Regions from separate parts of the Homo sapiens genome. Here region 1 is linked to region 2. Evidence: chromatin loops called from intact Hi-C (ENCODE). Cell type or tissue: mesothelial cell of epicardium. All regions are shown on one strand. Links, peaks and the distances in the headings refer to the core of each region. The heading gives the core; the rest is flanking DNA. Region 1 has its middle 200 kb from the start of LINC01624. Region 2 has its middle 98 kb from the start of LINC01624.

Region 1 (2,911 bases), core at 123-2,622, 100 kb after region 2:
ACTGTAAAAAAATAAATGTGTGTTGTTTACACCCCCAGTGTGTGGTGTTTTGTCAATAGCTTCTTATGTCAGCTGTCCTCAGTTAAGCCCTCCCGGGCCGCGTTTCCATGGGACAGTCCACGCTCCTCCCTGGCCCGGCCGCCAGAGTTCTGGAGAAGATGCTCTTGGAATCGGAACCGGGCACACACTGCCGGTCTGACAGGCAACATTCGGGAGCTGGTGCGGCTGCAGTGCACGAACACCCACACAGATGCATCCATGCCTGAACACACGTGTTCCGAGGTAGCGATGCAGGAGGGGCACACGTGTGTGTGACACGGAGGCTGCACACAGCAGTTTCTCAGTGTGGGTTTCTTGAATATTCACTGAATGAGTGAATGAGTGAATGAGAAAGCAAATCATAGATACAAGGTCATTATTGAGTCAAGGCCTCATCAACTTGAAATTTTTTCCAGTTTCTAGATTTTTTGTTCTTATCTCTTCTACAAATTTTTAAAAAACAAGTCCAAGTCTTTTATTGCTCAGTTTTTGAAAAACTAAAAGCCTTTTCCTATGTCCACCCGGCTCCCAGGCCCAGGCTGTCCCTCCTTCTCAGGTGTCTCTTAGCTTCCGAGGAATTAAGAGCATTTCCAGCCCATCCTGCAGGCCAAGCCCCAGCCCAGCCATCCTGTGGCACCAAACAGTCCCGACAGTGGCCACACGTCCCTGGGCGCTCTGTGCCCCTGCTTTGCCTCCTCCTCGGTCCACCAGCACTCATTTCTGTTTATTACCAAATAATACTCTATTGTCTGGATGGACCAGGTTTTGTTTCTCTGTTCCTGAGTTGATGGGCATTTGGGTTGTTGGCACCTTATGGCTATGATAGGCGACACTGCCACAGGCATCTGCATGCAAGGTTTTGTGTGGTCTACATTCTCATTTCTCGTGGTTCTATATTTGCAAGTTGAATTTCTGGGTCATATAGTTATTCTACATTTAGCTTTTGAGGAACTGCCAGACTGTTAGTATAGGGTTTTAAGCAGAGTATAATGTGACCCAATTTACAGCTTTGCTTCGTTTTTCAAAAAACAGCCACTATGGGTTCTGAGTCAGAAGTCTGGATGTGGAATGGCGGGGGGTGGTTTGCCCCTGCTCAGCTGCATCTGGGAACATCCCTGTCATGGAGGGCCCGGGGCTGCCTGCACCCTGCAGTGACTCACATGCAGGCTTCGTGGGCCGTTGACTGTGGGTGGCTCCCCGTGAGGCCAAGGAGGCTGCGCTTCTGACGGGTGGCTCTGGGCTCCAAGAGTGAGTGTTCTCTGATTTGTGTTTGCATGGTTGTGCTGCAGGTGGAGCGCAGGGTAGGCGGGAAGGCACGTGGGAAGGCTGCTGGCCTGGCAGCATGGCACAGGCGTGGCGGGGCTGGGACCACTCCTGAAGCCAGAGCTTGCAAGACTGCTCAGGGATTCTGTGTGGAATGTGAGGCGAAGAAAAATTCTGGGCTCATCTTGGGTTTGGACACCAGCAAGTGGTATGTCTTGGCATTTTCTGTTAACTGAGGTGGGAATGGCCAAGGACCCAGAATTAGACAGAGAATTGAGGTAGGCAAGGAACTAGAAGAAGAGAAAATTAAATTCACAATATGCAGAGTAAAGGAAATGATAAAACCAAGAGTAGAAATCCATAAAACGGAAGACACAAAAGGAGAAAACCAACAAAACCAAAAACTAGTTATTTGAAAGATTTGTAAACCTTGTTAACCTCTAGTCAGACTAACCAGGGACCAAAAAAGAAGACAAAATGCCAGGAAAGACAAAGGTAACATTGTTACAGATCCCACACATATGAAAAGGGTAATCCAGGAATACATGAACACCTTCCTATCAGACAGGGGAGGCTGCAGATTTCAAAGCAAAATCTATGGCCTGGGAGAAACGTGTCCATCAATCATGCCAATAAGTTAAACAACTTAGTTGAAATGGACAAATTCTTTGAAAGACACAAAGTACCAAAACTTACATGCTAAAAGAAAGAAAAAAAGAAAAACGTATTAAGGAAGTAAAATCGTAGGTAACATGAATAGCCCTATATCTATTAAGGGAATTAAAATTTTAATTAAAAACCTCCCACAGATAAAATTCCAGGCCAAAGGGCTTCACTGGTGAATTCTTCCAAATATCCAAAGAGAAATAATACAAACTTTATACAAAGTCTTCTGGAAAATTGAAGAGGAAGAAATACTTTCCACCTCATTCTATGAGGGCAGCATGACTATGACATAAAAACTAGACAAGGACATTGAAAGAAAATAAAACTTCACAAACACAGATGAAAATTTTAAACAAAATTTTATAAAATCACATCCAACAGTTTGTAAAAGTGATAATACACCATTAAGTGAGGTTTATCTCAGCAATGCAAAGGTAATTTAGTCAAGAGTAATCAGTATAATTTACCATATTAAAAAATTAAGAAAAAATAACCACATGATCATCTCAATGGATGTAGACAAAGCACATGATAAAATCCAACATCTATTTAATTAAAATATTCAGCAAATTGATGAAGGGTATCTGTGAAAAACCAACAACTGACATAATTAATGGTGAAAGATTGGATGTCTTCCCCCGAAGACTGGAATAAAGCAAGGGTCTCTGCTTTCCTACTTCTCTTGATCACATGGGATGCTCTCCTACTTCTATTTGTGATCACATGGGAGGCTTTCCTACTTCTACTCGTGATCACATGGGAGGCTCTCCTACTTCTACTCGTGATCGCATGGGATGCTCTCCTACTTCTACTCATGATTGCATGGGATGCTCTCCTACTTCTACTCGTGATCGCGTGGGATGCTTTCTTACTTCTACTCGTGATCACGTGGGATGCTTTCCAACTTGTACTCGTGATCATGTGGGATGCTTTCCTACTCCTA
Region 2 (2,911 bases), core at 111-2,610:
CTCACCTCTCCTTTCACAGCGAGCCCTGCTGGCACTGGGGGCCTGCATTCCAGTTTTCCTCCCCAGCTGTGGGATGCTGTTGGCGCCTTGGTGCCAGCCGCTGAGGTGAGCAGGTGGGTGAGGGGCTCCGTGAAGCTCTGGCATCTGGTGTCCGGCCCAGGACTTGGGGGTGCTGGCCTCGCCGCCTGGCCGGGTCATACATAAGGGGTCGGTCAGCTCTGCCCCAGGCCAGGATGCTGCTGGGCCCACAGCCGCCCCAGGACCCCCTCAGCCCAGGTGCCCTCCCTCAGTGCTCAGTTCCGGGGATGACTGTGTCCCCCACCCCGTCACGCTGCTCAGCGAGCACCCTGTAATCCCATATGGTAACTCATGAATCTACCCACTAAGAAACCACAACATGTGATTCCTCGAGGGAGGCTGGGGGGTAGTCGCGGAGTCGTGGCTGGGCCCAGCCGCGGACTCAGGTCTGTGATGGGCTAACCTGTGCCCCCACATCCGCAGGTGGGCGGCCTGACCCTAGACTCAGAGCGTGACTTCTTTGGAGACAGGGTCATTGAAGGTGTGTGTGACGATGAGGCCACGGGGTCACCCCTGACCAGTGTGACCAGTGTCCTTATAAAAGGGGCGTGGACCCAGGCGGGCCTAGAGGGATGGTGGCACAGAGGCAGGAGAAAATGCCCACCAAAGCCCAGGAGGAGGCCTGGGACAGGCCCTTCCCGGCGCCTTCAGAGGGAGCCTGGCCCTGCCAGATGCCTGGTCTCACGTCGGCCTCCAGGACTGCGAGACCTTCCTGCTGTGTGGGTGCCCAGTGCCAGCACTTGCTAAGGGTCCCCAGCCCCAGGAAAGCAGTGCCGTCCCCTGAGCCAAGTGGACCTCTCTCTGCTTCTGTGGCTTCTCTATATTTAGTTATCATGTTTCAAAGGCTTATCAAATCCCTGGGCATAAAACGTTTTACGAATCTGTCTAAATAACGTTCCAAGGTGTCTCATACTCGACGGAATCTTGGACGGTGCTGCCCCTTGCAGGTGGCTGGGACTGCCTGGGTACAGCCTCTCCTTGGTTTTCAGCTTGGCTCTGCCTTCACCCCACATGGGGTTCCGTCTGGCCCTAGCGGGGAGGGTGCTTGGCTCGGGCAGTGGGCTGGGCGGCCCCTGGCCCAGGACGGCTCTGGAGAATAAGGAGGCCACCACAGGCCGGTAGGCCTGAGACCTCTGCCCCTTCTGAGGCCGCGGGGTTGAGCAGCTGAGCAGCTGACTCTCCCATGGTCAGTGAGGGCTCAGCATTTTCTCTTCTGGTTGAAATAGAAACTGGGAAGTTGGAGGCCAAGATTGAGGGGCAGGCGGAGGTGGTTCTCCTGCCAAGCTTCCTAAACGGCAGAAGCAGCAGAAGCAGCTAGGGTTAGTGTTGGCTTCTCTCTCTCTCTCTCTCTCTCTCTCTCTCTCTCTCTCTGTGTCTCTCTGTCTCTCTCTGTCTCTCTCTCTCTGTGTCTCTCTCTCTCTGTCTCTGTCTCTCTGTCTCTCGGTCTCTCTGTCTCTGTCTCTCTGTCTCTGTCTCTCTCTCTCTGTCTCTCTCTCTCTCTCTCTCATTTATTTCTAGAGCATTTACAAATTAATTTTCCTGGTCTAAACCGGGAGGGGCTGCCATGATAAAATGAAGCTGTTTGGTGTTCCATGTCGATCTCCCTGAGACAATGCACTCCTGAGCCTGCTGGGCCCTGCCTCACAGCTGAGTCCTGGTCAGGGCCCTGCCCCTTCTTCCTCTCCCTTGGCCCTGGTTCCACAGAGACCTATTTCTCCAGGGCATCCAGGAAGCACCTACGGTGATGGGGGATTGCATTTCAGCAGCAATCCATGTGTGAACATTAAAACGATCTCCTTAAATATTCATGGTGACCATGACCTCATCTGGCTGCCTCGGGCCAGGGCTGGGTGCAGGTCAGGGAAGGGGGCTCAGGCCCTGAGACCCCAGCCTGGTCCCCAGCAATACAGCTCCCCTCTGTCCTCTCCTCTCTGAGTCAACCCCTCCTGAGAGCTCCGATGTCTCCTCTCTGGGGTGGCAGAGGTGGGGGCTGCTTTCCAAGCAAAGAAATGCTCTGGGGCCACGTGGGAATAAATATTTCATGGGAGAGCAGACCTAGCCAGTAAAAAATTAAGCAGCTTTACATCATCAGAGAGAGAAAGAAAGGGTTGCCTCATGTTATGAGTCTGCTGGTGTCCTTAGGACAGAGACAGGGAGACTGAGGTTTTGGGGTAAATTATTTAGGGTGTTGTAGGCTGGTCTAGGAATGTTAAGCTGAAATGAGACCGGCCCTGGAAGACGACAGGGGGAGCTGGGGTAAGAAGTGCTGCCTTATGGAAGGCGTGGCGTGCAGAGACGCTGGCCACGAGGAACCCTTTCCCCGTGCACCTGCGCAGTAGCGCCTGCCTCGCGGGAGGCCCCACAGATGTTGTTGAATAAAGGGGCAGTGAGTCAGTGAGGCCATTTCAGCCATTTTTCTGTTGCCGCCTCACTCTGGATTTATGAAAGTACTTGCTAATCGACGATCGTCTTCGCCCGGCATGCTGCAAATTCACGTTTATATGCCCCCTGCCTCCCCCAAATCAGCTACGGCAGAGTCAGGGGCAGGGACGGGTGGGCATGGCCGGGCAGCTGCTCGGCTGCGTCACGCCGGGGGTGGCTGGAGCTGATTCGGAAGCAGTGAAATGTGGGCCCGCGTGGCTTCCCTGGAAAGAAAACAGGTCCTTGCCTAGAAATTCAGTGGGTGACCTAAGATGATTGAGGGCTGTGTCCATGTAAATTTTTCAGTAAGGTGAGGGGCCAGTTTGTCAGTAAACTCCCTGGTGCTGTAATTAGGGGGCTATGTTCAGGAACTGGCTTCCTAATGTGCATTGAGGGCAGTGCTGACGCAGCC

Evidence for each region. A loop is a pair of places that touch in the nucleus more often than their neighbours do. Peaks named below come from ENCODE experiments on the same cell type or tissue, not always from the same donor. Only the 100,000 strongest peaks of a DNase experiment are listed, where the experiment ranks them.
Region 1: it touches region 2 in a loop (12-fold over the local background); 1 of 110 quality-filtered maps calls a loop at or near these places.

Annotation. Positions count from the first base shown.
Region 1 is chr6:170,072,389-170,075,299 of GRCh38, reverse strand. No RefSeq gene overlaps it. Among named protein-coding and RNA genes, the nearest start is that of LINC01624, 200 kb to the left of the region's middle. RefSeq lists enhancers at 714-1,265, 1,266-1,817. In mesothelial cell of epicardium, for the core only: no CTCF peak of the experiment used is centred there; DNase peaks (open chromatin) are centred at 169, 685 and 1,299.
Region 2 is chr6:170,172,650-170,175,560 of GRCh38, reverse strand. No RefSeq gene overlaps it. Among named protein-coding and RNA genes, the nearest start is that of LINC01624, 98 kb to the left of the region's middle. In mesothelial cell of epicardium, for the core only: no CTCF peak of the experiment used is centred there; DNase peaks (open chromatin) are centred at 340, 1,120, 2,000, 2,470 and 2 weaker places.